2 separate regions of the Homo sapiens genome follow, and region 1 is linked to region 2. The links are chromatin loops, found by intact Hi-C in ENCODE. Cell type or tissue: heart right ventricle. All regions are shown on one strand. Each heading gives the region's core, and the rest is flanking DNA. Links, peaks and the distances in the headings are about the cores only.

What was found. A loop is a pair of places that touch in the nucleus more often than their neighbours do. Peaks named below come from ENCODE experiments on the same cell type or tissue, not always from the same donor. Only the 100,000 strongest peaks of a DNase experiment are listed, where the experiment ranks them.
Region 1: it touches region 2 in a loop (2.3-fold over the local background); 11 of 110 quality-filtered maps call a loop at or near these places.

What each region holds. Positions count from the first base shown.
Region 1 is chr1:44,303,595-44,319,977 of GRCh38, forward strand. ERI3 (ERI1 exoribonuclease family member 3) reads right to left here. Exons shown (of 9, transcript NM_024066.3): 4 at 16,034-16,150; 5 at 9,575-9,634; 6 at 4,716-4,807. Among named protein-coding and RNA genes, the nearest start is that of ERI3, 43 kb to the right of the region's middle. RefSeq lists an enhancer at 11,061-11,230. In heart right ventricle, for the core only: no CTCF peak of the experiment used is centred there; no DNase peak of the experiment used is centred there.
Region 2 is chr1:44,231,717-44,248,099 of GRCh38, forward strand. ERI3 (ERI1 exoribonuclease family member 3) reads right to left here. Exons shown (of 9, transcript NM_024066.3): 8 at 16,223-16,322. It overlaps ERI3-IT1 (ERI3 intronic transcript 1), which reads right to left and starts at 12,567. Exons shown (of 4, transcript NR_110056.1): 1 at 12,529-12,567; 2 at 10,199-10,364. RefSeq lists enhancers at 6,317-6,960, 8,371-8,999, 9,000-9,628. In heart right ventricle, for the core only: CTCF peaks have their summits at 6,610 (motif pointing left) and 7,966 (motif pointing left); DNase peaks (open chromatin) are centred at 8,471 and 9,282; H3K27ac peaks cover 2,468 bases.

The DNA of each region.
Region 1 (16,383 bases), core at 4,388-12,387, 73 kb after region 2:
AACAAAGGAAGGCACCTAGAGAAAGAAGAGGGATCACTAGGAACTGGCCAGCTCATGCATGTGGCTGGTGGGGAGGGGTGTGGGGGTGCCACAGAGAGTAATGAGAAGTGAGGCTAAAGATGTAAGCAAGAACCTTGAAAGTCCCAATAAACAGTTTGGACTTTACCCTTGAGGGCAAGGGCAAACCTTGAAAGGTATTAAGCCGAGGGGTGACATAATCTGCTGCAATTAGGAGAATGGAATAGGAGCAGCAAAACTGGACTCAAAGAGACTAGTTAGAAGACTTTTGTAGCAATCCAAGAAGAATATGATCATCTTGACTAGGGCAGGGCAGTAGGGATGGGAAGAAAGGAATAAATCTGAGAAACCTCTGGGAGGCAGAAGCAACAGGATTTGGCAATTAATTGGTGTGGATAGAGAAGGGATAATTTTCAGATTTCCGACAGAACAACTCAGTAGGTGGTGCCAGTCATTATTTGAGGGAATGATGGAGGACAGGGTGTGAGGAGAAAGATAAACATCTGAGCTTGAAGGGGCCTATGGACGTCTAGGTGGAGATGTAGAGTAGGTAGCTGGATACGCAGGTGTGGCGTTTAGGTGGCAGATGAGCCCGATTTCTTTTCTCCAGTTGGAGAAAAAGATTAGAAGACATCAGCATACAGAGGATAGTTGAAGCTATGGCAAAGACGAGATCACTCTGGTAAGTGTGAATGTGTAGAATAAACAGAAAAGACAACCAGGATAGAGATCAAAGAAACACCACTATTTAAGAAACACCAACATGAAAACAAGGAAGGAAATAAGTATTAATATCTACCCAAGTGACTGAGGAGGAGAAGCCAGAGAAACAGAAAACATAACAAAAGTACAGATAAAGATGATTTCAAGAAGACTGAAGTAGTCAGCTGTTGAGCAATGCCAAGAGGACTCAGCCCGACCCGCAGCAAGCACGTCACTAGGCCACCCTTCCAGCCATCTTCCACATCCCCACAGGACGGTCACTACCCCACAGTGCTCGCCCAGGTGCGTGGTTCCATCGTGGCACCTTTCACTCCAGGTAGCAGCAGTCTCTTCAGTGGTCTTGACCGCTTGACAGCAGCCTCGAAGAAACCTCAGTAGCCCCTGCTGAGTGCATGCTCCCCATCTCCAACAGTGATAGTGTAATCTGGGCAAGTATCTTTCCATCTCCAGACCTCCTAAAACCTGAAGTGAACTTCAGGTCCACACCTGCAGAGCACAGCCAGAATGTAGTATGCACACCCCAGCAAGAAGGCAGGGGAAAAAAAGGAAGTCAAATGCCTGCATTTATGTGTTCAACCTCTCTCCTCCCTCAAGGGGGAGGAAAACTTCCTGCTCCAAAACTGAGGCTGAGCCTAAGTGAGGGTCCTCTCACCAGACTCTGAGCAGGCCCCTGGCCCCTATTCCACCAGAGAACAGCATCTGATTATCCTACCCTCTCCAAAGGGGCCTCTTCCCAGACTGCACTAAGGGCTAGGGCCTCCCTCAGGTCAGCTCTTTCCCTCCAGTCTTTCCCTCTTCTCAATCTTCCTTCTTCTCAGACTCACGGCCCACTGGGAAAGCCTCTAGTCTAGGTTCTCAGCCGTGCTGTGCTACATGGCTGGTGAACCTGGATCTTCAAGCTACAGGCTAAAATCTAAGTTCCTCAAGTGGGTGCCTGTGCAGGTGTCCCTTCTCAGTCTACACCAGCGCTAACCCCACCACCATACCAAAGATGGAGCCCTTTGAAAGTGGCACTTTCTACCTGGGTAAGCAGAGAAACAACACCAAACCCTATGGGAAGCTTCAAGAAACACCAAGCAAGGCGAAGAAAAAGTGGGTCAGGTAGGGAAGGCAAGCTGACCAAGAGCCAGACCCACAACAAGTGTTGTTTCTTGAAAAAATTGAGAGGGGAAATTAAATCCACATCACTAAATAAAAACTCGCCTTAGCAGGATCTGTGACTACACAACAAAGCCCACGTAAACTTGGAGAATCAACTCATCTGGCTTTGACAAAAGATGGACATAAAATGATTTGTCAGGATGGGAGCAGATTTCTTTTCTCCAGTGGGATTTATGCTGCCACTTCAGTTCCCATTTCTCAGTGCCCCACTTATCAGCCCCTTTCCAACAAAAGTGATGTGAAGCTGCTGAGGGGAGAAGGGGAGGAGGAGGTAAGGACAGCAATGAGAAGGAACCATGGCTTCCGGAAACTAGAGTGTGAAATGAAAATGTTTGCTGAATTCCTAAGACTTAGTTAAATCTGAAAATGGATGTCAAAATAAGAAGTAAGCCACAGACTAACAAGTTGTGAGTGTCAATTTAACACCACCCTTGTCAGGCTCATCTGCAGCCTTTACCGGGCGCATAAAAAGGTGATGGCTCTGACGAGAGCCATCTGACGAGCCTCTGCCGAGGTTCCAGGAACACCGATTAGCTGTGCGCTGTCACGCAGCACTACTTAGGTTTCCTCTCCGGCTGTTTTTATTTTGTTACACATTTAATTAAGAGCCTTCCCAGCAGTTATGCAGAGACCTGCTTATAAGAGGCAGCCACAGAGCTCCCTCCCCCAAGCCCTGCCACCTGCTTCCTTTCTGAAAACCCTTTTCTGAAGCTTCATCAGCCTTCCCAGTCCAAACCCAAACCAGCCCACAAAGTCTGCCCTACCCATCTCTTTTGGAAACTACACGGTCTTAGAATTCAATTCTGTCTAGCTACACGTCTTTAGCTCTCTGAGCCACAGGGGTTTTTGGTTTGTTTCATCTATAAAAGAAAGACAATACCACCACCCACCAGAGACGGCAGTCAGAAGGTGCGGATGCGGTAAGGTATGCGCTCATTAAGACTTGGCTTCCTTTCATATATGGTTGGGTTCCACAACTCAATCTCTTTTCTTGATGATATCATTTTTCAGGAAGAGGCAGGGCAATCTCCTGGGTCACCAACACCTGTCCAGGGCCCACTGTGCTACAGAACAGGTCAGACCAAAAGAAGACAGCACCCTCTGAAATTCCCTCTCCATCTCATGGGGAGACCAACTCCAAGCTTATAGTCTCCAACCTCATGCACGGGAAAGTTTTCATATACACATATATGTACGCATCGTGCACAGTTAAAGTAGAAGATTCTGAAATGTCTGTGTTTGGAAGGTGAAGACGCCAAAGAGAGAACAACACTGGATGAAGGGAGTCCTGGTGAGGCTACCTGGAGGAAGTGGACCTCTGGACTGGGCCAAAGGGCCTTCCTCCTGGGCCATATGAACCCCAGAATTCTGGGTATCAGCCTGAAACTGGCCCCACCTTGAGTAGCTTCTCTTGGGCTACAGAAATCCACATTAAGTCCCTTCCTCACTTTAAGGACTCAAAGCTGCCCAGGACGCTATTAACAAGAACAAGAGTCTTCTTCCTCTACTCCTTTTCCATGGACTCCTCCTCTGATTCATATCTGCTTCTAGTCCCAGCCTGTATAATTTCCCTGACAAAGAGATGTCATGTGGGAATATGGAGACCCTCTGGAGTAAACCAAGAGGGGTGCAGTCAGTTTGTGTACACACCTGATGGGTGTGGGAGATGAGGTCTCTGTGTGCTCATGTGATTTGGGGCCTTTTCTTCCTCCTGTCTCACCTAGAAAGTTGGGGTCCAATAGCAGGCTTGACACCCACCTGGGTACATAACTTCACCTCAATGCCCAGCATTCAAACGGCTTACAAAGGGCCTTGGTGAGGAGATGACACCTGATGTGGTAGAAAATGTTACTGCAGAGCTACTACACCACACCCCTCAGCAACATCCCACTTTATGCTCAAAAGTTCAAACACACACACACAAACACACACACACAGAGACACACACACGGAATACTTGCTGCTACCTTCAGTCACAATGAACACAGAGGTAATCGATTCTATGACTCCTCAGCAAACAGTGCCCCCACCACCTCCATCCCACTTCGGTTCCCTGGGGGCCATCTGAAGCCATGTATCCATGAGGGCAGACAAGATGCACAAGTGTCAACCCAGCAAAGGAACCGGTTCTGTCTTCCATAACCGGGACAGGATCAGGAGACAAAGGTAAAAAAGCAGTGGGGACAAAGGAGGAAAGAGGAGGCTGGTGACGTGGGCAGCTTCCCGGAGCAGCCCTCTCTCATCCCACCACTGGGCTCCCAGTTGGTTCACCAGGGTCTTGCAGGCCAGATAAAGGGGCAGCATAGTATAATAGTTAAGAGCAAGGACCTGAGTTTGAATCCTGGCTGTGTGTCCTCTGGTAAATTACTTAACCTTTCTGTACCTTTACTCCCTCAGCTATAAAATAGGAAGAATAATAATGCCTACTTTATATGGTTGACAAATAAGTTACTATATTTAATTACATAGTAAACATGGTATTTGGCTTAAAATTTTTTTTTCCAAGACACTCTTTTAACTCCTCCCTTCCAGGGCAATAACACACAGCCCCAGCAATCGGAAGGGCTGTCATGAGCAGTGAGACCTGGCAAAGGCAGGAAGGCCCCAACCATCCAGGCAGGCCCTTGACTTGCCCACACCCTGCTCCAGAGAGGCAGAAGGCAGGGCTCCCAACCGTCTTCTATCCCTGATAGCCTCAAAGACCTGAAGAATCCCTGATCCAGCTGCCTTGTAGACATTTAAGCCTCCAAAAGGCCAGACCTGGTCCCACAGATTCCAAGCCCTGCCAGCAAAGCAGCCCTTCTCATACTCACATGACTTTTAAGTCCCAGTCTCCACAGGTGACAAAAATTGACTTGACGTTTGGATCTAAGAGGCCTTCCTTCGCCATCCATTCATCGACCCTCTGAAAAGTACACAAGAACAAATGAGATTTTCCTTTTTTTTCCCTGAGCCTGTGAAGAGCCACAACAGCAAAACACAGATAAGCTGCTTGTAATCAGAACAGGAGAAAATTGTAATCTTATCCAGCCATGGCTCCACTGTGGGCTCTCAGGCTTGGCTCAGAACCACGGAGGCATTTGGAAGACAAACCCTTAGGAAGATCCTGCAGCCCGAATGTGTAGCCGGAGGGAGCCCCTACACTCGCCTATTGCCTGGCAGCCTGCTCCAGATCCCAGCAAATCAGTTCAAATACCTTGCTCTGACTTGGCTGTTCCTCTCATTGGTCCCCTGGCCCAGCAGACAGGCTGTTGTCCTGGGGCATCAGAACAGGGTAGTAGGAGGCCCCAAACAGGAGCTCCAACCCACAGCTTCACTCATTCATTTATTTGTTTTACTCTTCTACCAAATGTTTATTAACCAAACTTACAAATTTGGTTATTCACCAAATGAAGGTGACAAACATTTTCACCTTAAGAGGCCCCTTTACTGGACTGGAGCCCCATCCTGACACCTGGGACAGTGCTGCCTGCTCCAGTTGCTAAAAGTTCAAAACTGGCCCCCAATTTCGTATTTCTCCTGTTCATGGTTGAGGATTCAAATTCAGCAGAATATTTTGAAGGCTGAGCTCAATTGCTACAAAGGGAGAAAAACTGCTCCTAAACACTCTAAATCTTTCTTTCCCTTCATCCCTTTGATCAGTTTATTTGTGTTCACACTGGAAATTCAAATACTAAAATCAGTATACAACAAGAGAAATATCATAAACAATTCAAGACTGGGTGTGGTGGCTCAGGCCTGTAATCCCAGCACTTTGGGAGGCAGATGCAGGTGGATCACTTGAGGCCAGGAATTTGAGACCAGCCTGGTTAACATGGAAAAACCCTATCCATACTAAAAATACAAAAATTAGCTGGGTGTGGTGGTGCACGCCTGTAATCCCAGCTACTTGGGAGGCTGAGGCAGAAGAATTGCTTGGGCCTGGGAGGTGGAGGTTGCAGTGAGCTGAGATCACACCACTGCACTCCAGCCTGGGTGACAGAGCGAGACTCTGTAAAAAATAAATAAATAATAAATAAAAAGAATTCATGAAGCATTGCCTTTTACAGAAGACCCCAGGCATGGAGAGGGAGTCACACCACTGCTTCTACCCATGCAAGAGATGTCACCCAGGCTGGAGTGCAGTGGCACGATCTTGGCTCACTGCAAGCTCCGCCTCCCGGGTTCACGCCATTCTCCTGCCTCAGCCTCCAGAGTAGCTGGGACTACAGGCGCCTGCCACCATGCCTGGCTAATTTTTGTATTTTTAGTAGAGACGGGGTTTCACCGTGTTAGCCAGGATAGTCTCGATCTCCTGACCTCATGATCTGCCCGCCTCGGCCTCCCAAAGTGCTGGGATTACAGGGGTAAGCCACCACACCCGGCCACGAGATTATTTTTTAAGGCTATCTCACATAGTCATTAAAAATGCAGGATTGGAAGTCAGACACATCTGGATTCCAACCCTCCAACCCTTGGCTATTCCATATCCTGGCTGTGTCACTGATGGGGAGTCATTTAAAAGTCATGTAACCTCTCTGAACCTCAGTTTCCTTCATCTATAAAATCTTACACAGAGTTGTTCTGAGAATTAAATGTGATAATGTTTTAAGTACCTACCACAAAACAGGTAATAGGCTGAGAAGGGGAGAAAGGCAGATCATCATAATACAATAGATCCAGCACTGGAGACGTGACCACAGTGCTACAGGACCAAGAAGAGGAAGTGGCTAGCCCTACCTTTCACAGGGAAAGGAGTCAGAAAAGGCTTCACAAAGAAGATAATTGAACTAGGAGCCTGACATGGTGGAACATAGTAGAGGATACTACAGGTAGAGGCAAAGGTACATGTGCAATAATTTTGTATTTGAAGCAATTATCTGTTTAATGTCTGCCTTCCCTGCGAATATAAGCACCACGAAGGCAGGAACTCTGTCTTACTCACTGCCTTAATCTCTCATTCAGCATAGGATCTACTCAAGAGATATTTGCTGACTGACTGAAAACATGAGTAGGTAAAAGTTTAGGATGACTTAAGTCCACAGTATATAGAAAGAAAGGACAAAGGCTGGAGGACTAGGTTAGGCCAGACCGTGAACGGCCTCGTGTGCTCAGCAGGAAAGAGACAGCCCATGGATATCTTTAAGTATCTTAAGTAAGATTACTTCTAGCAGGTATAGGCTGGCTCCCTGGATACCTCTGAGATGCTAGAGGCCTGGCCCATGCTAAAGTCATCCTTGACTAAGGCCAAGGATCCTACCTAGTTCCGTGGCTATAGCAGCTCTACCAACCAGAATATCAGAGCTGCTCCCCGGTGCCAGACTATGCAGACCATGTGGTCTCTAAACCCTCTTTACAGTCTGTACACCAGAAAATCCTCCTCAGCCAAAGAATCTTCCCAAAAGATAAATTCTGGATCTTCCACTGCTAAATGGTCTCTCTCCTCTGACCCAACTCCTTGCATGTATGTGCACATCGCGCGCGCGCGCACACACACACACACACACACACACACACACACACACACACACACACACACACGTGCAGGAATCCATGAATCCTTTCCCCAGGGTCACCTAAGAAAAGAGGTAAGGTGAAACTAGGGCTCCCTAAATCAGCATAACCTCCCCCAAGCTCACTGTTTTATATCCCCAAGTTAAGTGCCCCACATACTAGAGGGGCTCCCCAGTGCCCCAACTCCTGCACAGTGAAAGAGAGAGCAAGACACAACAGGAGGCCACACTCAGCAAAACTGGGCCCTTATCACAGGAAGCACTCAACACTCAGTGGGGTCCCTGGAATCTTAGGACCCCGGCCATTCGCTTGCACAGCAGCTATTCAGTGAGCACCTTTTACCATGAGTCAGGTAAACATCTAGCTGGCTGCCTGCTAAGGGCCTTGGTTCGGACAAGAAATGAGCTCTTTATCTCCATAACCAACTCAGGACTAATGAGATGAAGCAGAGCCCGGTCCGGTCTCCTACCTGCCAGAAACTCTCTATTCAGGCTGATACCAGGAATTTTCCCTCCTTACCCACAAAGTATACAGAAGTAGCAGAAAGTAGCTTCTTGGGTGAGACCCAGAATTCTTTAAGCACCCTGCTCCAGGGCTGGCCTAGGGTTAACAGGGGGTTGCCTCCTCAAGACCACATCTCCTCCTCGACTGGGGCCACTGAGAAAAAAAACCCATAACCTCAAGAGTCCTGGTTTGCTGCTGGCCCAGAGCAAGTATCTTCCTCCAGGATCCCAGCTACAGATGTTCCAGGAAAAAGGTGCCTGTCTTCTGGCATCCCTCAGGAGCCAGGTCCTGGCTGGGGATGGTGGCTGGGACAGAGGAAAGAATGAGTTCCCTCTGTCTCCTTGAGTCTGGTTTAACAGGGAGCAGTCCATGCTAAGGAGCTCCCTTGGTCATAGGAATGAATCTCTTCAAAAAAAAAAGATGGTCAATATGGCTGGGAAGCATCTCAGAGCTCATCTTATCTTCTCCCAATCTACCGCAGGTGCCCAAACTCTGACTCCCAACCAGACTGGTCACAGCCTAGGTTCCCACACTCCCAGGGACAGGAAATACACTCTGCCACTGAGGTGAGCCTAAACTTGCCTCTCTGACCCTGGCTCCATCCTTGGGGGCCCCACGAAATTCAATCTGCATCTCTCTCCTCCATGGGACAGGATCTCTCGGCTAAAAAAAAGGTATCTTGCCCTGCTCCCTGCCACTACGCTACTTCCTCTAGGCTGCACACCTCCAGTGCAGATGTGCCCTGCTATTCCTGCAGATACTCTGCTTTCTCCTATGCTTGATAAGGTCTGAGCTTTGGCTTTATTGGTCTTAAAAAATAAATAAAGCACCTAATGAGATCCACGGGCTTTTTCTCTTCTCCCCTCCCCCTATAGAGAAAGACATGGGAGGGGGACCTTCTCCCCCTGTGAAAACCTCCAGGCCAGAGGAGGGTGGGAGACAAGCTAAGACCAAGCACTGCCCTTCCTTATTCCCTCGGGCTACAGCGCAAGAAACAGCATCTTAACCTTTTCTAGCTCCCCGAGGAGAACATCCTAGAAGTGTGGTCTCTGCCAAGGGTTTTCAAGTCTTTAATTTGATTTCCCTCACATAGGCAATTGTTGTAATTATTCTGATTAGGAATCATTACCCAGTGCAGCCTCTGCACCCGACAGGCACAATGCATCCAGCGGCAAGCTGCAGTGGGGCAGGCGGGCCCAGCCACAGCTCCTGGAGGAGCTCTCAGCAAACAAAAGCCATCGATGCGGAGTTCTGGGTGAGTTAATGAAGTGCTCACATGCCACAAGAAGCCAACACTAAAGCTAAACAAAAACACCTCCAGTCCCTGGGGCTAGTCCCACAGTACCAAGCTCAGCTCCCCTACTCCCCAGCCCACCCAGCATAGGCTACCCCAGAGTCAGCCAGCATAGGGCCATAGGCCAGGAAGGGGTGGGGGCCCCTCTGCCTGACTCCTGGCAGCACTGGGACATCTTGTCAGAAACCCTGACGGGAACAGCTGGAGATGACAGATCAATGGTTCAATACTCTCAACAGCATGTCACTGATGTGACAGCAAATGTTATTCTAATCAAGCCATAATCATAGTCAAATTACACGGCTACATTCTCAGGAGGGGAGGGAGAGAAAGGCAGCAGGAAGGGGTCAGAGGTCAGGAATTAAAGGTCACTCAACCTACCTCCAGCACTTGCTGCAGGCTTGGCTGACCATCCACCATGGCTTGAATAATCCCGGTGAGCTGAAAGGAAAGAGAAATAGCCGATGGGTAGAAAACCAGGGTGAAGGGACTCAAGGCTGAACAGGACCCCTTCCTTTCTGTTTTTCTCCTTCTGTTGTAAAGGGCTCTGATCTGGCACTGCTTTAGGTTCAGAGCCCACCTAGAAGACTTGGGAATAAAGTCCCAGGACCCAGGACACAATGTGTGCTTCTCCCATAATATCCTGCCCTGAGATGGGTGTACACATACACATGCTGACCACAAGGCGTGTTCTCACACCTGTTTCCACAAGGCATGTTCTCACACCTGTTTCAGCTTTCAGTTTGCAAACAAATTGATGTTACATGTCTTTTGTATTCAATAGGCTCAATAACTTCCCACAATTACAGTCTCAAGTAAATTCAGCTCCTAGCTTCACAGAAGTTCCCGTAAAACTTGGGGAGTGCTCATACAGGAGAGGCACACTTGGTTTCAAGTCCACCCCTTCTCTGAGCCTTGATATCCAGCACTGCCCCCTCCCACACTCTCCCTAACACCTTCCCTAACATCCATGAAGTCCCACAGGCTCCTATCCTTCACCCTGCATACGTGGGCCATCAATATGAACTAGCCAAGCAAGAGACAGAGTCATCTTTAACCAATGGGGAAACTAAGACAAAAAGGCCTAATGTTCAGACTATGACCTAGAGAATTTCTGACTCAGGCCTATGCTCCACCTAGGTCAGGCCTGGGTTCAAACAAGCTTGTTGTTTTGCTTTGTTTTGGTTTGGTTTAAAGTAAAAAAAAAAAAAGACTGGGGATAGATTGCCTACAAGGATCTGAGGGCATGAGGCCCCCATGTCCTGGACACCAACTGGAAATCACCACCCCCAGCATGTCCCTGGCTACTTCCAGAAAGAGCAGTATCTCAGACTTGCTTGGAAACTTCTTTTTTTTAAAGTGTGTTGGGGGGGGGGAGATTAAACTCCAATTAAACTATAATTACACTTAATGAATACCAAATACCCAACTCACAGAAATTGCTGGCTCTAAAAGGGAAGGTTATTTTCTCATGGTGACTTACATGGAATGGTAATATACACCTTTTAGGGAGAAATTTTCATTTTAAAAACGCTGAGCTCCTCTAGGTGGGTTTCTGTAGTTCATCAAGTCATTATTAGGTGGTATTTTAAGGAAGTGTAAGGACACAGCCACTCTATTTTATATTCCAGAAACTGTTTTTATATTAATCTGTATTTTAATTGGGTAACAGCTGCTGCCTACAGACTTCCCATGGTCTAAAAGGAAAATAAATTAGAAAGATTAACTACACTGTTGTTTTGCAAAGCTTTAACCCACAGCATGCCCACCCGGCTGGCACCTCCACACCCTTTCCTTGCCTGGAAGACCAAAGAACTGCCCAGTAGAGGGAGGGCCTGAGTCAAAGAGAAGAAAAGATGGTCCGCTAAGGGCTGGGGGGCTGGGAGTGGGGAAGTGCCCTCAGTCAGCAGCTTCAATAATCTTGGAGTACAAAGGACTCCTCCTTTTATTTAGTCAACAACTATTCATAGAAAGCCTACTACGGGCTGGGCCGCATTACAGGAACTAGAGATCCGGCAGTGAAGAAAAATGTAAAAACTCTGCCCTCATGGAATACATGTTCTCAGCAGCCCCCTCCTACACCCAGCCCCAACTAGTACCGAGAGCCTCTACATCTTCCAGAGCCGCAAACCGAGCAGGCAGTTGCCCTGTTTTGCCTCAGGCATGAAGGGGCCAAAGAGAGTCAGGAGGAGGCTTATTACCAACCCCAGATTAGTGACAGACACCCACAGGCCCACCGCTGCCCATTCTGGTCCAGCTTCTCTCCTGTTAAGCCTAGGGCTTAGACACATCTTCAGGCCTGGAGCTGAGGCTCAACATCAGGACCATCCTGGAAAAGGCGGACCACAGCCACTCTCACTTCTTAGGAAGCTCCAGGGTCCAAATGTTAGTCTTGTGTCTGGTCTGAGTTTCAGGCGGCAAGGTTAGGTCCACTCCTTCTCTTGGCTCCCACCAAGGGTCTCTCAAATGAGCTGAATGCCAAGGGCTTAAAGAAAGTCTCACTCACACAGGAAAGCAATGCACCCTTGCCAAGAGCCCTCCCTCCCTGGAGATAAGGCTTAGGTCAGCACCTGTGTGTACCCCATAAGCCCCTGCCCTGGGCCCCAGGAAAATCACTGATGTGGGGCAAGAAAATCACTACACCAAAATGGAAAACCAGGGTGCTGCTCTGGTGTTCTGCTGCAGGATGCCTCACTGCAGACTAAACCCAACTCTCCCACCTGGAGCTGGGGAAATGGAGCTCCAGCATCCTGGGGCTTTCACAAACTCCACTCCAGTGCTCAGTGATCCTAGAATCATCAGCCTGGGAGGAGCCTAGTGAGGTCAGCTCCTTCTCTCACCATGCTTCCCAGACAACAGCCATTTTCATTTGTGGCTCAGTAAAGCATGGCTCACAGCTGAGCTCCTCAAGGATTTGCATTTAGCCCCCAGAGACACAGGGGCTTGAGCAGTTGGCTCAGCTAGACAAAGCCTTCTCAGGGAAGGCCTCAGGCTCCTGTATTAATCCCTCCAAGGATGGACCACCCCTTTTCAGCTCTGCCAAGGCACTGGACAAAGAAGGGATGAAATTAAAGTTAGTTCTGGGCTGGGCATGGTGGCTCAGCCTGCAATCCCAGCCCTTTGGGAGGCTAAGGCAGGAGGACTGCTTGAGCCCAAGAATTTGAGACCAGCTTATGCAACATAGAGAGACCCCATCTTTTTTTTTTTTTTTTAAGTAAAAATTAGTTCCTCTACCTGATACTAATGACCTATAAGACACGTGTAAGGTTTATACAGGATGCTATGAGGGAACGAGACAATTTTATCAAATTAATACTGGGAAGTTCTATCTTAGGCCTAACTTAAATCCTTCATGTTACAGTTTAAGCCCAGTCCCACTTGGGTTAATACATGTTTGTAAAAAGCTTTCACTCCTTACAATGAAAGGTACTAGAGCAAAGCCAAGTATTACTAAGCTGAGAACCAGGGCTCACAGGCTAAACAGAGCTCAGAGACCTTAGCCACTTAAAGCAGGAGAGGTGAGAGGAAGAATTAATGTGTGCTCTGTGGCTCCTTTCAATGAGGGATTACAGATTAACTCCCACTTCTCCAGACTCAGAAACCACAAGGCAAGGGGCTTTTGACCCTGACTGATAACATGGCTGGTTACTGAGATCCCCTACCCTCACAAGGGCTTTGTCCAGGAATGAGCTGGCTTCATCAAGAACACTAGCAACTACAGGAAGCAGCCCAGGAAACTCAGTGCCAATAGCATGTCAGCATCCAGTGCTTTCTCCTTTCACAGTTTATCTCCAACACAATCGTATTCTGACACCAAGACAGTTTGTTGATTACATAAGCACTTGTCTCTGGTGTGCAATCTGATAATCAGACCCACTCTTTCTCTTCAGACAAAGAGACCAATAAATCTCACCCTTTATAAGTACAGGTGCAAGACAAAGCCCTTTACTGGCACTTAGCAAAATGAGTATTTCTCTAGTTTTTTTTTCATGATAACAACAACAAAAAGAAGACATGGTTAGGGACTGTGCAGCAGCCCAGCTGCTAGAGATAGAGACTTGATGAACTGGAGCAGATTCTAGAGGTCAAAGGGAAAGGGCTCGGGAAGGAATGAAACACATCCCATCCTATCTCTGTCAGAACCACGTCTCCAGGCCGACTCTCAACTGAAACTAAGAAGGGACCTCAAGAAGGGTACTAACACATTCCTAATATGAAGCAGTAAAAGTAGGAGTCTCTCTGTGTGTGCTAGAGACTTGTTCAAACTGGAATCCTTCTTCCTACTGTCCAGCACTGAGCCTGCTTCTCTCCCCAAGCATGTGCCCATGTGTGTGCACATGTCATACGCATGTGCGTGCACACACACACACACACACACACTGGGGTTAAGAACTTCTTGTGCACAAGAGAGAAAATCCTGCCAGAGGAACTACTTAAGTATAATCTGGAGGTTTGGGACTGTTCCTCACACTTACTAATGAGAGATTTTCTCTGGTTGGAATGACCTCCATCCCCACCCGCAAAAGGCACCAACTGCCAGGTTGGATGAGGTTTCAGAATGACAGCCCCCATCCTGTGTCTATGCCTCTCGGAGATACAATTCCATCTGGTATGGAGACAGGGCAAAATATATATGATCTGAGGTTTTCCAAACAAGACTTTACTTACTTACTCAAAATAACAAGTCAGCAGTACAGTTGTTTTTGGGAGAGACAGAAAATAACTCCTTGACAATATTCATTCATTTAAGGGACACGTATCAAGTGTTTACTTGGTAGCAGACCCTAATGATGGGATGGAGATGGATCAGGTCTAGTTTCTTCCCTCAAAGAACTTATAGTCTAGTGAAAAGACAGATAAATAATTATAGTATAAAGTATCTGATCAGTTCTATGTTGGAATAAGCACAACTCAATCTGGGGATCAGGGAAAGTGACCCTAAGCAGAGTCCTGGAGGTCAAGCAGGAGTTGGCGGGGAGAGTGGGAACTCTGTGCAGGCAGGAGGACCATCATGTGAAAAGACAGACTGTAAGAGGGCAACCTCTGGGTGAGGGGAGCTAGGTGGGAGATGAAGCAGAGAGATATGAGGCTGGCCAAAAAAGGATGGACAAGATCATGGCGAGTTTTGAGCTCTGGAAACCTGAGACAAAATGGCAGACCCGGTGCCTACAGAACAACCACATTTTCACTTTTAGAACAGCCTTCATAATAAAGATCCCAACTACCACTCCTACTCCCCTCCAAATTATGTATGTGCATCCTTGGGTGAAGCTTTCTAGAGAGAAGAAACTGTTCATCATAGTCTCACAATCCCTCCTCCCATTCCCACAAAAAGTAGCAGCAGCAGCCTTACTCTAAAAGAAGTCCCTCTTCTTCCGATACTCTCAAGCATCCACTCCTGCCCAGGGTCCAGCTCCAGCAGAATACTGTTACATTCCTAAACAGGTAGCAAACTTACTAAAATTTGGGCCTGCCTGTCTACGTAAGGACAAGAGGACATTAGCCTTTCAAGGCCAGTGGAGGGCTCAGGTAACTGGCTGGCTTAAAGAAAGTCTTTCCTTCCCTTCGCATAAGCAAGGGAATTTTCATCATCATTAAAATGGTGATTTTTCAAAAAGGGCAGAAAAGTCAGATTAGCGCCCCCTGGTGGTATAGGTAAATCCCAGGGGAAAGGGGAAACCCCGGCAGAGGAAGGCGAAAACCAGAACCCAACATCATTAGTTGGAATAACAAAAGGCTTAAGAGGCTAGGCGCCTTGGCAGATGGATGCCTGCAACAAAAGCCCCACCTGGGTCAGCTGGCAAACACTGGCATCGAATTCAGGAGCAACCTCGAGACCTCCTGTCTGGGCTAAGTCAGCCTCAGGGCCCACCAGGGTCAAACAGGCTCATCCCCAGCCTTCTTACCAAGGAGACTGTTTGGGATAACTCAAGAACCCTTTTTCACCTATTTCATTCACATGTAGAAGATAGGTCTCTAAATGAAGGCACAAAGTCTCTAATGTACCTCAGCCCCAGACTCTTAAAAGATTCTCATCACCCCTGCTACCACACATTCTTAACCCCTGATTGCACCACAGCCTGTTGGCCACCACTGAGTGCATTACATGACATGTCACAGGGAAAAGTAGCCACAGAAGACTTCACACAGTTCTGGGAGTTAGAACTTGCAGGGGCTCCTCCCCTCTGCCAATGGCTCTTTTGAGCCTCCAGCAATCATTAAAATCTCAGTTAGGCCCAGTTTCACAATCTGTAAAATGCAACCAATACTAACCTGCTGACAAGGAGGCCAAGTACAGTACCCACCTAGGATAAGCAGATTTCAGCCTTGGCCAGCCAGGTCTCATGCTTCACTGAGACCACTCTTCTCTTCCCTCGGTGACAGAATGTACCTTCGACAAACTCAACCTACGCTTCACACAGGACCACTTTACAGGAGGACAGAGTAACAATGCCAGAAAGCTAAGAAGGCCTGAACATAACCCTGCCTTCCAAGTGGCTGAAATCTTTACCTCTTGCCAAGGGGCCCTAAGGAAAACTGAACTGGAAAGAACTTGAACCCCAGAAATGCCATTCTGCTCCTGGTCTCCAAGTGCCGGTCACCAGGAAGGGATGCTGGGGAAGCAGGGGTAGACTAAGCCACTGCTCTCCCTGGGTCCCCAGTAACAACAGTGACCTGAGTGGAGTGGCAGACTTCATAAAACCTAACTGCTAGGTCTAGTGTGCACTTGCCTTAAGGATTGATAAGCCCTATGCTTTCTCTAAGTGGCCTATATAGAGCACCAAGGATTCCAAAATTCCCCTCCCAGCAGCCCCTGCTGCCCACTTCCAGGGCCCTTACCTCTGTACAGAATGGGGTAAGCTGTGGATGGACTACAGGCTGGACATACATGTGAAAGGTAGACTCAATCTCCATGGTCCGGCCATTTAGCTTTAGGATGGGGAACTCGATGATTTCCTGGAGTGCCAAAGATACAGAAAAGGAAAAATAAGTTATTGTAATCAACCATTTCCAACAGTAGCTCCAAGTCAACAAAGAATGAGTGTTTTGGATTCATTAGTGTTTTGGGTTCATTAGCTCCTGCCAGGCCAAACCCAAGATTGAGTGAGACGGCACCAGCAGTTACAATCCTAACCTTCCCACTGCTAATATCCTCATAGGTTCCAGGGACTGAACACAGCCCTCATCCC
Region 2 (16,383 bases), core at 3,088-11,087:
AAGTAATCAGAATTAATCCTCTGTGGTCTGAGTCATTTTTGGTGATCCTTTCTCCCTTGCCAGTCATTGGCACAGGGATGGGCATGTGTTCTGGCTACTGAGACATGAGGGTAAGTTTGCTGAAAGGCCTTCAAGGAAAATTTCTTATCTCTTATGAAGACAAGCATGAGGGAAAAATAGTCCTTTATATTCTGCTGGATGTTTTCGTAACTGCACATAATGTCTGGGACTGCAGAAGCCATCTTCCAACCTTGAGGGGAGTTAGCCTATGAAGACCATGCTGAAGATGAAAGAAAAATGGAAACATATCTGGGTCCCTGATAACACTGCTGATATGCTGAATTAACCGACCTTAGGATCGCCTTACCGCCAAATTTCTTTTGTGAGATAATAAATCCCCTTATTTAAGATATTTAAAATTGGGGTTTATTTTTCTTGCAGCTGAAAGTATACTAACTGATACAGAATGTAAAGGCAGGAAGGAGAATGACATAAGGAATGGACCTTACAACATAGAACTCACTGAATAAAGGAGGCAGGCCGAAGGACAAAGAGGACGCTGCTATTTCAGGCTGGGAAGTTGGTAACCGTTTTTTTCTTTTGCTCTCTTGAAACATTTGATCAAATTGTTTCTTGCTGTATCTCAGGACACAGGCTATGTTAGGAAAAAGGCTAAAAGAATCAAGTTTAGACTAAAACCCCAGTGAAAACAGAGAGGGAAGAAATATAGCTTTACTAAGAAAGGCATTCTATGAGTATGGCTTGCAATATAAGTTGACTAAACACCCCTCAGTTCCACAAAATCATCAGACTATTCAGACTTCTTCTTTCTTTCTGCCCTGCCATTCTCGGCATGTGGTTTCCAATCCTCAGACTATTTCATAGTCCAAAATAGCTGCTGGAGCTCCAACCATCAAATCCACATTCCAGGAAAAAGAAAGGGGGAAGACGGGAAAAGGCAAGAATAGCGTATTTCCCAGATGAGCTGTTTCCCTTTAGGTATCATTCCTGCAAGTCCCAGACAACACATTTCCTTTTGTTTCACCGGCCAGAGCTCAGAGACATGGCTGTACCTAGCTGTCTGGAAAACTAAAAACGTAGTCTTTTAACTAGGTACACACTGATTATTATACAGCGGTTCTATAATTATACAGGGGTTCTATTTAGTGAAAAAGAAGGGAAAAGTCATAGTTTCTGTCCTAGCAACGTAACTGACATGTCTGCCTTTGGAGCCTGGATTGCATGGTCCATCATTTCAGTCTTTTTCTTGCCAATCCTCAACTCTCTTATTCCCTTTTCCTTGTCACCCTTGCCTGGAAAAACCCAGACTCTGCCTTCTCTGTGCCTGCCACCTGGAGCGTATGACTAGAGAAAATCACAACCATATAGACTAGTGCCACTTACAAAATCAGAGTCATCAGCCTCAGCTGGGTATATAAAACTGCCCAGCCAATCTCCAGTGTTCCTGATCAGTGTGCACTCTCTCTCCCTTCACCCATAGTGACAATTTCAAGTTTCTCTACTTTCCACAAATCTCAAATCCCCTGCCCTCAACATCACCCCAAACCCCTCACCCATGCAAACAATCTTATCTCCTACTCCACAGGAGCCACACAGAAGCCACTCTCCTGAGTTTGCCCCAGTCCTCTCCTCCTGTCACAAGAGAGGGCCAAGCCTGATGTCACGTTCTTTTTTTTTTTTTTTTGAGATGGAGTCTCACTCTGTCGTCCAGGCTGGAGTGCAATGGTACGGTCTCGGCTCACTGCAACCTCTGCCTCCCGGGTTCAAGCGATTCTCCTGCCTTAGCCTCCAGAGTAGCTGGGACTACAGGCTCTTGCCACCACGCCCAGCTAATTGCCTGATGTCACTTTCTAAGCCCATCCCTCCACTCCAGCTGGGTAGGGTCCAACCCAGAATCCAGGCCTTTTCAGGGTCCACACATTATTGAGTACTCCTATTTCCACTGATACAGCTTCACTTTTTTCTTCTGCATTGGTTCCTTCACATAAGCATGTAAATATATTAATTCTCTCCCATCTTGGGAGTAAACAAGTCTCCCTTTAACTCCCTTTTCCATTGGCTAGTACCCAATCTCTCCTCCCTTTTAGAGGCAAACTTCAGAGTTGTTTACACTCAAGATCTTATTTCCTCATCTCCCACCTTGCGATCTGATCACTGCTCTACCAACACTGCTTTCTCTAATGATCCCTATGACTCATGAGGATGAAGCTTTTCAGGTTTTGATTGATAGACAATTGGTGAACAATCCACTCCTTGAAGCTCTCTTCCCTAGGCTTCAGTGACCCACTCTCACTTTTCATGCAATTCTCCTTGGTTCCTTTGAACACTCCCTTTCTTTTGATCACCTCTTAGATATGGATGTTGCTCAGAACTGTCATTGGTCTCTTCCCTTCTCACTCTCTCTCCGTGGGCAAACTTATCCCCTCCTGGAGCTTTAATTACCATATATTTTCCAATAATTTCTAGGAGCTTTAATTACCATATATTTTTCAATAATTTCTAAGCCCATGTTCCCATTACCAACATCCTGGTCCAGGCCACCATCATCTCCCATCTAGGTAACGGCAGTGCCCCTGCCAATCTTTCTTCCATGGTGTCCTTTTAAACCACCAATCTGGTCATTTCACTCCCTGTCTTAAAACCCGGGCTGGGCGTGGTGGCTCACGCTATAATCCCAGCACTTTGGGAGGCTGAGGTGGGCAAATCACGAGGTCAGGATTTCGAGACCAGCCTGGCCAACATGGCGAAACCCCATCTCTACTAAAAATACAAAAAATTAGCTGGGCGTGGTGGCACCTGTAATCCCAGCTACTCGGGAGGCTGAGGCAGAACAATCACTTGAAAACAGGAGGCGGAGGTTGCAGTGAGCCGAGATCACATCACTGCACTCTAGCCGGGGCAACAGAATGAGACTCTGTCTCAAAAAACAGCAACAGCAACAATAACAACAACAAACCCTTCAATGAACCTGGAGCAGAAAAAGAACATTAATGGAAACACTGGTGAAATTAAAATAAGGCTTTTGAGACAGGGTTTCTTTCTGTTGCCCAGGCTGGAGTGCAGTGGCGTGATCTCAGCTCACTGCATCTCCGCCTCCCAGGTTCAGCCGATTCCCGTGCCTCAGCCTCCCAAGTAGCTGGGATTACACGCGTGTGCCACCATACCCGGCCTAAGAGGCCCTTTAATGTAGCACAGTACCAATGTTAATTTTCTGGTACTGATAACTGTATTGTGATTATGTAAGATGTTAACATGAGGGAAAGCTGGGTAAGGGATACATAGAAACTTTCCTACAAATGTAAAATTAATTCAAAGTAAAAAGTTTAAGAGTCAAAAATTAAAACCACCACCACCAGCACCACTTCCAGTGGCTCCTCACTGCTCTCAGGACTGCTCAGCTAATCCCCATTAAGTTCAATATTGCCACCTTGCCTGACTCAGCTCCCAATGCATCCAAACCCCTTTATAAAAGTCTGAGTTCTGGACCTGTTTACATCTCTGGTCTCATCAGTCCCACTCCCCTGTTGTACAGCCAAATTCAGGCTCATTTGCACCTTGAGTTTTCAAGTCCTCACTTCTCACCTGGCTCATTGCCTTCACCTCTCAGGACCCAGGCTTGCTAGTGCTTCCTCTAGGTGCCTTCCCCCCATCCCGCCTTTGTGTTAGGAACCTCTTCTGTGTGCTCCCACAGCAGCCAATTCTCCGCCTATCGTAACTGCCTCTCCTTCACCTCCTGCTAGACCATGAACTCTTTGAGGGCACAGGTGTTATCCACAGAGACACTCAAGAAATACATACTGAAAAGAAGGAAGGAAGGACTAGAGGAAAAGAAAGAGGGGCAAGATCACACGCAAACCTACTCCAGCCCTGACATTTGCCACCCAAAGCCTTGACATGCCCAGGCCCTGAAACCCTGTCATGGTCTTTGTCTCCAGCTTCCAAAGCCCTGAAGGTTTCAGGCCCTTCCCCACCTCCGTTCCCTTCTAGCATCTTGGTTTCCCCAGGACTTCACTGTGCCAGGAGACTGGCTAGGACCTGAGCTCTCATCTGTCTGGCCAGCCTGTCCTGCAAACCCAGGCAGTCAAGGGTGGCAGTGGTGGTGCTGGGGCGCCCCAGTCCTAGCCAGTGATGCCCTGGAGAAAGGCCTAGCTATGCCTAGGGACTCTGGGAAGGGGGGATGCCCTCCCTAAGCCGTGTCCCACCTGGTAAATATTTCATCCTCAAGCTGCTCAGCTAATCCCTATTAATTTCAATACCGCCGCCTTGCCTGGCTCAGCTCCCAATGCATTATTTATCCCCTTTGTTTGTTTGTCGCTAACAGGTGGGCCCCAGTGGAGGCACTGACTGGGGACAAGCCCACTCTATCACAGTGTGGCTGTGAATTAATCATGAGGACTAATGGGAACCACCTCAGCTCCAGGCACTTCCCTAGCTGCCTCCCCCTGCCCTGGCACCCAGGGGTGGGCCAGGGCCATCTCAACTCAATTTAACTCAATTCAAACAGCACATTTTATTTACTATCTGCCTATACGTGTCAGACACTGTGCTATGCTTTGGGGATATAAGCCAAATGAAACAGACATTTCTTGCCTTCAGGGAACTTACAATCTAGTGAGGGAGACAGGCATTAAACAACTTTCAAACAAATAATTTCTTAATTACAACTGTGATTAAATGCTACAAATGGGGAGAGCAGGGTGCTGAGAAAAAGTACACGGGGAAAGGGGGACTTGATCAAGTCTAGGAGTCAGGGAAAGCATTCCTGAGGAAGCAAACTTTAAGCTGAGCTCTGAGGGATGAGGAAGAGTTAATTAGGTTGTGGGGTGGAAATATGGGGCTCTGGGGGAAAATAAAGCCACATGGGAAGGCAATAAGGTAAAAGAAGGTGTGGCAGGTTCCAAGAGATGAGGGAAGGGCGTGGAGTGTGGGGAGCAGGAGGAGAGTGGCTTAAGGGGGGCAGGAGAGGGCAGCAGAGGACAGAGGCTGTGAGTCTGTGCCCAAGTAGACAGGGACTCCCCCTAAGCTGACAAGGCTCAGAGTGGGGACACTCTTCCGCCAAAATGATCAAGCTGTCCTGATGGGTCACCATGGAGCCCTCCTGAACACAGGATTTTCACTCACCACCTCCAAAACATGCACTCCCACTACCTCTGCCAACTTGAGCAACTGGTGATTTCTTGATCTTGTGCTTGTGGCCTTCTAAGGCTGTCCCTCGTGCTAGGCCCACCTCCTCCAGGGACTCCAGGAGTCCTACTTGCTCTTCTTGCCCACCCTTGAGGTAGTCAAGGGCATTAACCCTCAAATGGGCTGGTCAGGGGACTCAGGGGAGCGCCTGGCCCGGGGACTTGTGAGAAGACCTGCGTGAGCTTCTCAGCATCCTGAAGGCTTAGGTGCTTCCATGGAAGAACAGGGCTGGATCTGGCACCTCAACCCTATGGTAGAACCAGGAACACGGCTGGCAACATTGACGTGCCTCAGCCAAAAGTGCTCACTTCACCTCCCACAAAGGAGCATCTCTCACCTCTGAAGCCCTGGTATTGGCCTGGGCACCCAGAAGACCTCAGCAAACATTTTCTGAATGAATGACTAAACACAGGGAAGGCTCCATCATCTCCCACAATGATCTCTTTCCCAGACACTTCACTCAGAAACTTTTCTAGAAATTTAAATAGATGAAGGAGCAAATATGGGCCAAAGATTTTACAGTTCTTGCTTCCAGTGAGCCTGACAGTTAGAGGCCAGCATCAACCCCATTTTCAAGAGGAAGAAACATCCCATAGTGAATGACTTACCTAGTACCACTCAACCTTGAAGGCATGAGCCTTAAACTGAATGAGGTCAGCCCAGCTCCAGGCTCCAGCATATCAAGATATGCTCCCTCTGTGGGCATTTCCCCAGGCACCCTAGCTCTCTAGAACAATCCTAAAAGGCACCTGGTTTATGAACTAGGTGCAGCTCTGCCAGGGCAGAGGCCTCACTGTGCACATGCTCAGGGTTTGTATTTCTATTCAAAGTGGCCACTTTGAAAATCCATACGTCTCCAGGCTCCCTGTACATCATGGTGTCAAGTCTTGGAGCAGAGGCATCCATCAGGGGCTCCCGAAGGCCACGGTCTGCATGCCCACGTGCCTGATCCCACCCACGTGCCTGGCCTTGGCTCCCGGCGGCCGGCAGCACTACCTTGTCCTGTGCACAGGCTCACTGTAGCCCTAGCCCGTCTGCTTGGCCCTCTTACCCTGGCCTTAGACTCCTCTGGGTGCCCTGCCTCACCCCTGCCCCAGAATACCTCCTCGGCCCTACGCGGCCTCTGCTCTTCTCTCTTGGAGCCAGGCAGCCAGCACGGAGGCAGCCTCGATAACTCGCTAACGTGCTGCCCATGCTGTTCTTAAAAATTTATGACTGTGCACCATGAAAAATCCAGCTGAGGAGCCATCATTAGCGGTGCTGCCTCCCTCCCCCACCAGAGCCACCCTCGTAAATTGAGATTTATGGCTGCGGCAGGCGGGGCGGGGGCGTGTGCAGGCAATGAGGATGTTGTGGGGGAGACAGGGAGAGACCAATGAGGCAGCCGCGGGGCCAGGGGCTCCCCCCTGCGGCAGCTCCGGTTTATCGCAGGCTGCAGTGATAATCCCTGCGGAGAGTAAGGGCCGGCCTGGGTGTCAGCGCAGGGCTAGATCCCGCCTAGCAGTGGGACGGGACAGGTCGGGGAGGGGCCTAAACCAATCACCGGCTCCTTTCGGTGTATAGGGCCAGATCTTGAGGTGCCAGGTTCCAAGCAAAGGCCTTTAGGGAAGAAGCATCATCGTTGCGGAGATCACAAGGCCTGGCCACCGGAGTCAGCTTCTCCCACCAGAAGCATCTGGGTTGGGCTGACTGTCCTATCCCAACCCAAGAGTGACGGGGAGGCAGGAAGGATGCCTGAGAGCCTCCTCTCCCCTTCCTCTGGTAAGATGGGCCCATGGAAGGGATATTCACAGCGAGAGTATAGGACTGAACCCCATCACATAGCCTCCCCCCACAGAGGCCAGACTGGGGCTGAAAGGAAAAGGAAGTGATCCCACAGCCTGCATCTACCCTGCAGGAGGAGGGGAGGAAGAGTCCCCTCCTCCTCCTCCCCTGCTCACTTAGCCCTGTCAGCCAGGCCATTATGAAATTGGGGTTTCATTTACAGACTAATTAAACATTACAGCTTGTTCACAATTACAACGCGGGGATGAGGGAGTAACTAATTACGGAAGAAATGAGCTAACATTTATCTCTGCTCCCACCCTCCCTCTCCCCACTGCTGCCCCCTCCCCCCCCCAATCCAGCTTCCTCCCACTCCCTGGTCACTACCAACTCTCTAGGCTTATTTCCTAGGGTGGGAGACTGGAAGGGGCCTGGTAACCCCCAGCCCTGGACATAAGATCTAACTGCTATTCTTAGCTATTCTGGGAGAGGGGCTTAAGAACTCAGGGCCCTGTGGCAGGGGACAGTAGGTGCTTATGTGCAAGACCCTGTGGGTATGGCCTGTGATGGTATGTGTGGCTATGATATCTGGTGTGGGGGTCTGCTTTGGGGTGTGTGACACTGCTGTGGGGCTGCAAGACTCTGCATTATCTCCATCTTGTGGCAAAAGGTCTTGATGTGACTGCTGCAGATCACTGTGTGATGGGATATGAGTGTGAATGAATCACACCCTCAACCCTCAGCCCCAGGCCAGGATAGAAAAGAACTAAGCGGCTGCAGGAGGTGATGGTTAATGCAGGCCTGGGATATGGCCCCTAGAGCCCAGAGTCCAGAGCCCAAATTCCTGCTGGGAGGCCCCATTCACTCTCCTGCCTCAGAAGCAAGAGGGGCAGGGTTACCCTGCCCTGGGGCTCAGCTGGCCTGGCCTTGGCCTCTTGCCAGATGTTCCCTCTGGGGCCCAAGGAACCTCCTGGGGGCCTGGGGTGCCCCCTGTGGGCAGGAATCCTGGGGTCTGGCTGGCCTGCCACAGCGTTTAATAATAGTAACAGTGAGTGTAAGCGTTTCCATCCTTCCTGTCTTTGGGCAGAAGAAAGGAAAGAGGAGGGAGAGGAGGGAGAGGAGGGAGTGGAGGGAGCCGGCTGAAGGGAGGCTTTGAGGCCTCAGAACTCACATCAAACGGCAGGATCTGGGCCTAATTGTCTGACCCCTGCCCCTGCCTTCAATCAGCTCTGCGGCTCCCCGCCCGCCCCTTGCCTAACTAGCAGCCATGTTCTCCTCATTAGGACAAGCTCCCCTTGCACACGTGTCCCTGGACATGTCTCCAGCACTCCCAGCTCCCAGCCCTGCCTGGTGGGAGGGTACAGCAGGGACCCAGTTTTGGAGGGGCCTCTGGGACAGCTATACCCTCAGCCACCACAGCAGGCTGGCTTGGGCTACACCAGCCCCTCCTTGAGCTACATGGGCCTAGAGGCCGTGTGCTGGGACACACTTCTGCGCTGGCTCAGCTGCTGGGTACATTCTGTCCTCTGTGTGTCCTTCTTGCTACAGCCCAACTGTCTCAGACACACAGCTCCTGAGAGCAGGGCCTATTTGATTCCAGTCCCCTTTGGCCTGGTTCAGCCTGGCTTGGGCTGGTTTAGCCTAGTAGGAGGTTTGAGTCAGGGTCTGTGTTCACAGGCTAGTAGCTGAATGAACTTCTCTGCCTACGGTACAAGGATGGCTCTCTTAAATGGATCCAGGCGTGGTGACATGTCGCGTGTCTGCAGCTGGTGGAATGGAAGGAAAGCAGTACTCGTGGTGGTGAAGAACTCCAACCCTAGACTAGGAGAGATATGTTCAAATTCCTGCTCTCTCACTTCCTTGCTGAGCAGCAATCGGTCATGACAACCTTCTGGACCCTCAGTTTCCTCACATCCAGTAGAGATGACAGCCCTTATCACGGGGTTTGAGAATTCAATGAGAGAACAGATATAAAGCCCTCTGTACTAATACCTGGCCCTCAGCAAATGTAGAATGACACTGGTGTGATTCAGACCAGACCAAACAAATTCCCCTCTCTGCAGGCCACAGGCCCCACTTTGCCCAGTGGGGCCTAGGCCTGGTCAGTAGTGTCCAGGATGGGAGGAGCTAAGAGGAAGGGTCCAGAACCCTGCAGAAGGGTAGGGGCAGCCCCAGGGGGCACAGCTAATACTGAGGACAGAGCACCTATGCTGGAGCCAAAGCATAGGGAGGGATGTCCCACAGTAGCTGCAGGTGGAAGGGCAGGGCCCAGCTTAAGGAATGTCAGTTGGCATTAGGTCAGATGGGGTAGGTCAGCAGGGCTGGCCCATGAAGTGTGGATTGTCCCATGAGTACTGTGGGCCTGAAAGGAGGGGCTGCTGTGAATGCCACTGGAGTGAAGGCTGTCTGTGCCACTCTAGGGATTGATTCTCAGGGTACCAGGAACTGGGGGAGGGGCTGGCCTGGTCTGGGCCCTGACATTGTCTCTCACCTTAAACCAGTGGTAATGACTTGCAAATATTGATGAAAACACAAACTACAGATATTGTGTTTTCAGGGAGTGAAGGTGGGGAGAGGGGATAAGGAGGAAAATAAACTGAAATGAAGTCCGGTTATCTCCCATCTGTGGCTGCTCCTAATCCCCCAGCCCACAGGAATCCAATGCAGTCCCTTATCTGCCCTGTCAATCACTCAATCACCGCCCAGTGCTTGGTGGGCACCGCACGCCCTCACACACACTCAAACACATGCTCACACATGCACACACATGCACACACTTCACTGACTCTTGCTCTAACACTCCCACCCACCCCCAGCCCATTACTCCTCTGAGTAGGAGCAGCCAGCACGCGGGTCCTGCCAGATGGATGCAATTTGCATAATATCAGCAGTGGAGGCTGCAAGATCACCAGGGGTCAGGGCGCTGACATCCCCGCAGAGTCTATCTGCAAGTGCTAATTTGGCCGGCATTGATCTGTCTTTCTGATTTCTTTGTCATTTAAGTCTGCGATGGTTTGACAGGAGATACAGAGAGAGACAAGGGGAGGCGAGGCCGGGGCCTGGGGCTAGGAAGGTGGGGAAACAAAGATTGTACTTCCTAAAGAATCAAACACACATAACACATACATACATACATACATACATACATACATACATACATACATACAGGAGAACCTTCTTCCATCCATCTGTCCATCAACTCACCCACCCATCTAGTCCATCAACTCACCCATCCATCTAGCCATTCTTCCATCTATGGTTGCTACTGAAGAACAGTCTGGTGTCTGGCAAGAACCAATTCCTCAGATGTCTCTGGGGCTCCAAGGGGGTCAGCTCAGGAAGGAAGGAGCCAGCACCCTCTCCCCAGGCACTATCCAGGCAGGCCAGTGCAGACCCTGTCAATGATGGGAGAGTTAACCCTTCTCATGACCATCCATCTCCCTAGCTTCTCACTTTCTTAGGGCCACACCAGAAAGAACTGGATGGGAGGGGGCAGTAGTGTACAGTAGTACTGTGCTCTGCCCTTCCCCACAAGGCAGCTGGGCTGACTCCTCCCCTCCCAGCCCTGAAGGTGGCCAAAGCTGGGGGAAGCAGGCAAGGTACCTCTCTGGAAGGACATCAAGGTCTGTAGAGGCCTCACATCAATGCATCACCACTCAGGTCATCTGAAGCCCAGAAGACTTCATGAATCTCACTGATTCTGAGGCTCTCTAGTTGAGCCAGAAAGTCCCACATCCTATCAGATCTAAATGCTACCTCCTAAACCCTCAGCCAAGGTCCTCACATTCTTCCTTGCCTTGAGTGGGGGTCCCCCACAGGAATGGGGACACTGCCAGGCTAGATGTCATGGAGAAAGGGGATGGGAGGAGAAGACTGCAGCTCTGGGAAGCAAGAACCCTCTGCAGAGAGGTGGACACGGTCACTCTGTCAAGGGATGCAGAGGGGCTTGAGGCTTCCCAGAGGTGCAAGGCCCCCTCCCCCAGGCCACAGTGGCTCTATCTTGGTACCACCCCCTTTCCTTGCCTATGGTAGCAGGAATAGGGTGATCAGAAGGAACTCCCTGCTGGGCAAGACGGGGGCTGGCGTTTGGTGTGTGCTAATCCTGGGCCCGAGGTCTTCAGAGGGACCCGGGAAACTTCAAGGAGGGAAGGCAAAGCTGTACTGCAGACGAGCTCATTAGCCAGCACCCCCCGCACCCCCCTCAACGAGGAGGAGGGCGGGCAGCCCAGTGAGCGTGGCGGCAGAGGCGGCAGAGAAAAGGCTGTCACTGTCCTTTCTTCCTTTTGGTACAAGCGTCTCCCTGAGCCGACGATTCTCCCGCAGTGACACCTCTCATGGGCACTAATGAGATCTGTGTCACAGAGCTAATGCGTTCTGACTGGACTCTTGATAGACACCCCACTCCTTCAGGGGAGACCACAGGCCAGCCCACTGCCCCCCTGGGGCCCAGGCCCCCACCCTGCCACCTGCCAGCCCAGCTCTCTTGCCAAACAGTTCTGGGTAGCAAGCTCTTGAGAGTCCACTTGGTTTCTGGCCATGCCACCTGTACCACAAGCCTCAGTGGGATCCTTCTCCATCCCAGAGCAGAGGGGACAAGCTCCTAGGCAGGACCACCCAGCCGGGCATCAGGGAAGGTTCCAGTTACTCTCCTAGCCAGCTGAAACCAGCAGTAGTCTGTGAGGCCTCCAAGTTACAATAGCAGGTGAGATTTTACTGACATTTCCTGTGCAGATTTCCAAAAAAGAAGGGAAGGAGGTCCAGGCCCTGCCCTTAGAGAACCCAAGTGCGTAGGGCCAGATCATTACCTCTGACAAATTATAATAGGGCCCAAGTGTGTGTTTTGAACACTCATACTGGGAGGGCCAGGCGAGACTCCCAGAGGAGGTGGCCCCTGGAAGATTAGCAGAACTTTCCTGGGCCATGAGGTAGAGAACTGAAATCACAAAGAACCGTCAGGGCCAGAAGGAGGTCAGATGCCAACAATTGCAGGTCCCTGGCTCAGGGTGACTGTAGCAGCAGAGAGGGAGTGGTGATGCTGCCTTTGCTTTCTTCCTCAGCTGCTGCTACCGAAGGTCTGTTCAGGCCTGCGTGTTTCACTTGACGCTGAGGGAAATGAGGGAAGCGAGCTTGTTTTCTTCCACATCGTCTCTATTGGTAGCGCAAAGCCCAACACCAAAAGGGTGCTTCATAGTTCCACAGTGATAACAACACAGGCTCTGCACTCAGATGGGCTTGGGTTTGAATCCTGGCTCCTCAACCAACTGGCTATGTGACCTTAGGCAGTTCACTTCACTGAGACTCAGTTTCTTCATCTATAAAATGGGAATGATGATGCCTGCCTTCATTAAGACTGTTGTGAAAACTAAATTAGTTAACATAAAGTGCTTCCAAATAATATGAGTGCTTACTGCCCCTTTGCTGAAATGAATGAAGGACCACTCAGCAGTCCCCTGTGGAGGCTGCCCTCCCTCAGAGCCTGTGGTCCAAACTAAGGATGCTGACAGAGACCATCGGCAGCCCTGGAGTCAGCAGTTCTAGATGCATGCAGGCCCTACTCACCACAACCTGCTCTGGCACCATGCTGTTCACCAGTCTCCCAAGGCCAAATCCGCTACCCCAGGAGGAAGTGCCCTCCCCTGACTATGATGTCACGCTGACAAGCCTCCAGCAGCCTTTCTGTCCAGTGCTGCATCACCTCCAGACCCTCCTTGGCCATCCCTAAACCTGACTTCACCCTCAGTCCCCAGGGCCAAGCCCACAACTCCATTTGTGAGCTCTGTGGTGACAGAGCACTGTGTCTGCCATTGTTACCAATACATTTCTAGCACCTACCATGGTTCCTGATATATGGTAGGTCCAAGGTAGTGTGTACTGAATGAAAGAAAGTTTTACCTGGTGTCCTACCTCTATTTCCAGGGCCGATGCACTCTTGCTTACCTTGCTGCCCCTCCCCTTCAGCCTCCTTGTCTGCAGTCTCTCCTCACTAGTCCTTCCCCTACAAACTATGAGCATCCTCTGACTGAAGCCAACACTGACCATGTAACTCCCCTGCCCAAAACACTCCTACAGCTTTCCCACGCACAACCATCCTAGTAGCCCCCTCCCCTACAGCCTGAGCCCCTTCCCCACACCCGTCACCCCAAGTCTGCCTCCGTGTTCTCTCAGCACCTCCACACCACCCATGCCACACCCCTGTGGCACTGCAGGAGGACTGAGCAGACCCTGGACATGGCTCAGCTGTGGGATCTGCAGCACCCTTGCCTGGAAGCCACCCAATGCTGCCTTACCCCCCCAGCCAATACACATACCACTCCCCACTCCAGGCTGGCAGCTCCTCACACAGTTAATTAGCACCATGTCACTAAGGACCAGCCTGAGTGGCCAGTGACAGGAGCTGACCTCTGACCCCCAGGGCTGGGAAGCAGTCCACGTCAAACTCTTACAGCGCGACCCTTTTAGCACGCACAGTAACTCGGGGCATCGCCAGCTGAAGCTCATTAAAGCTGTCTCTTTGGTGCGAGGGCCATTAACCTCACTGCTCAAAACCCACGCCTCCCCTTCCCCGCCTCTCCCAGCCCAATTAATGCCCTGCATCCTCCCTCCCTTCCAAGCACCCTCACCCACACCTCAGAGCCAGCCTGGAGGTGGCAGGGCAGCCCTCTTCATTCAAAGACTACAAAGACCAAGTGTCAAGAAGCCCAGTGTCCTGGGGAGCCGCTGGTGCTGGCAACAGAGTAGGGAGCCCCTTCAGCCCCATGGTGTGCTCAGCACTGCATGAACACTTTCCCCAGGGGACTCACTGAGCCTTCCCAATAACCCAGAGAAGCAGGTGGCATTGTCCTTCATCTAAGGTCACAGGGTTCTGGGTGGAAGAACCAGAACTACTTCTGGCTCCAAAGCCCTTACTCCATTGTCACTCAGAGCCTTGGGCTGCCCCATAGGGCCCAGCCAGATAAAGAAACCTTCTCTGAAAAAGGAAGGGACACCTCACAGGTCCTAACCTAGGGTCAACAGGTGAACAGATAACAGGGGCATTGCTGAGTCTCAAGAAGCACAAAGAGTGGGAACGAGGAACCCCTTCTCACACACACACCCTGGGATAGATGATAGAAGGGGCACCCAGATAAAGTATATGTGGGGTGCATTAACCCAGGCTGTCCCTAGCCCCCAGCCAGTTCTTCCTTCCCTGGACCAATGCAAGTCTTCTCACTGGTCCTCTTTGGTTCCTCCCTTTCCCATCACTCTTTCATTGATTCATTTACTCACCTACTCATTCATTCAACCACCCATATGCATTTATTGAGCACCTACTAAGAACTAGTTTTGTGCAACACAAACTGCCTCATTGATTCTGAATCAGGGCTTTGATCACGTCATTCTCTCACTCACAAACCTCCTATGTCTCCTCAAAACTGCAGGAAAAGTCCACACCCTTTAACCAGGCATTCAAGGCCTGCTTATATCTCTGTTTATTTTCTAGCTGCTTCCTAACCCAAATTTGCCACTCTAGTCATGGGAAGCTTCTTGTAGGTGTCTGAACTTGTCCTCAACACACTGGGTTTCTCATGCCCACAGGCCTTTCTACTGAGTCCTCCTATCTAAAATACCCTTCCCCCATTTTTCTGCCCAGCAAACTCCTATTCATCTTTCAAAGATCCCAATTCAAGTGTCCTCTTCTCTAGGAAACTTCCTGCTGACCTCCCAGGCATATTACACTGCTGGGTTTGGCGTCTTCTCTAGATTGTTTGGAAAACATCTGTGAAACATCTATGCGAGGGAACAGCAGTTATGGTGGAGCACCCCCACTTCCCCAGGCCTGTTGGTCACTTCCTCTTAGCCTGAGCCCTGGGAAACCCTTCAGATGTCCCAACAAGAATATGGGGGCATCCCTCCTGGGGTGAGATGCCCCCATATCACTACCTCTTAGTGAGAGGTAACTGAAAAAGTAGAAGCTACTTGGCAACTGAGGAGAGGGAAAACCACCTTTGGGGCAACCCAGGTGTTTTCTGTCACAGCCCTTAGTACCCTGGGTGGCAAGCACCTATTTCAGTCCCTGTCTCTTCCCAGGATGTGAGCTCACTGAGAACAGAAACTTCTACTTAGCATGCCCAGCATCCACAAGGTACCAGTGAATGTCTGGAATGGATAAAGGATCTACTCTGAAGGAGGTGACTGGGTCCTTTGGTCCTGGTATTCTCTCTCCAGTCCCCCCCCACAATGATGCGACCCCAAAGGCTCACAGGTTGTGGTAATGTCAGCACACTGCCCAGAGATACTCTGGCTCCTCCCCACTTGGAACAAGGCCTATGCTTGGTCAGGTGCCTCACCTGAGAGCATCTGCATGCACACATGTGCATATGCAAACAAAATAAGATATACAGAACTGAACAGACACACCTGACAGATACACACACAGATTGGTAGCTGCTTCCACACAGACTCATGCCCTCAGAAAAATACAGATATACTGTTACACGCTCCCCAACAGACATGTATAATCATGGATACATTATACTCTGAGTCTGACACAGAGACATACAGCTAAAGGTGTCACACATATGCAGACACACAGATACAGACAGATAACATATTCATACTGATAGATCAGAAACTAACAAAACCTCCAACTGCCTGGAATCATAGCCACTCCAGTTTCCTTCCAAACAAGAATCCCCTTGAGGGTATACCCCCATTTGGTACCCCAAGTGGACCCCCTCAACCCAGGCACCGCTCAATGGAGGCTGCTGCTCCTGCGGGGGAGTCAATACCCTGTGGACGGAGTCATCGGTCAGAAGGACCCCGACTAATTAAAAGCTGGTGAGGTTTAAATAATTCATCTCCTTAACTCCCATTGATCGTCCAGTTTAGTGGCCACAGACTTCAAACAATATTAAACAGCCTCCTCCAGCTCCATGGGGGGTGGGTAAGCTGACATGTCCCCACCCACTGAGGACATTGCCCACTAGAGATGCAGCCAGTGAAGGAGGACCTTGGCCTGAGTCCAAGGCCATCTGTGACTCACCCAAAGCCCAGACCCCAGCCTCCTCCAAAATACCACTTTGAGTGGTGCCTTCCAGTGGTCCCATTCAGTAATTTTCTCATGCCACCCCCCTTCCACCATCCCCCCACCTATGTAGAGAGCCCTGTTGGGGCACTGAATGAGCCATGGAAACTCTCTATGTGCCTGGGGACTGGGGCACGCGGGCAAGGGACGATGGATGGAGCTGCCGGGGGAATATGCGAAGGGACTGACCAATGCCGCTGTGGGGCCGGCCTATGTGTTGCAGGCTGAGGCCCTTGTTCATGTCTAGAAGTCCATTCTTGGGCCAGCAGCCCATGGCGAAGCTGTAAGCCTGGAAGACAGGAGGCAAGTGGTTAACGGAGGCCCTGACCCTCTGAACCAACCCCACTCAC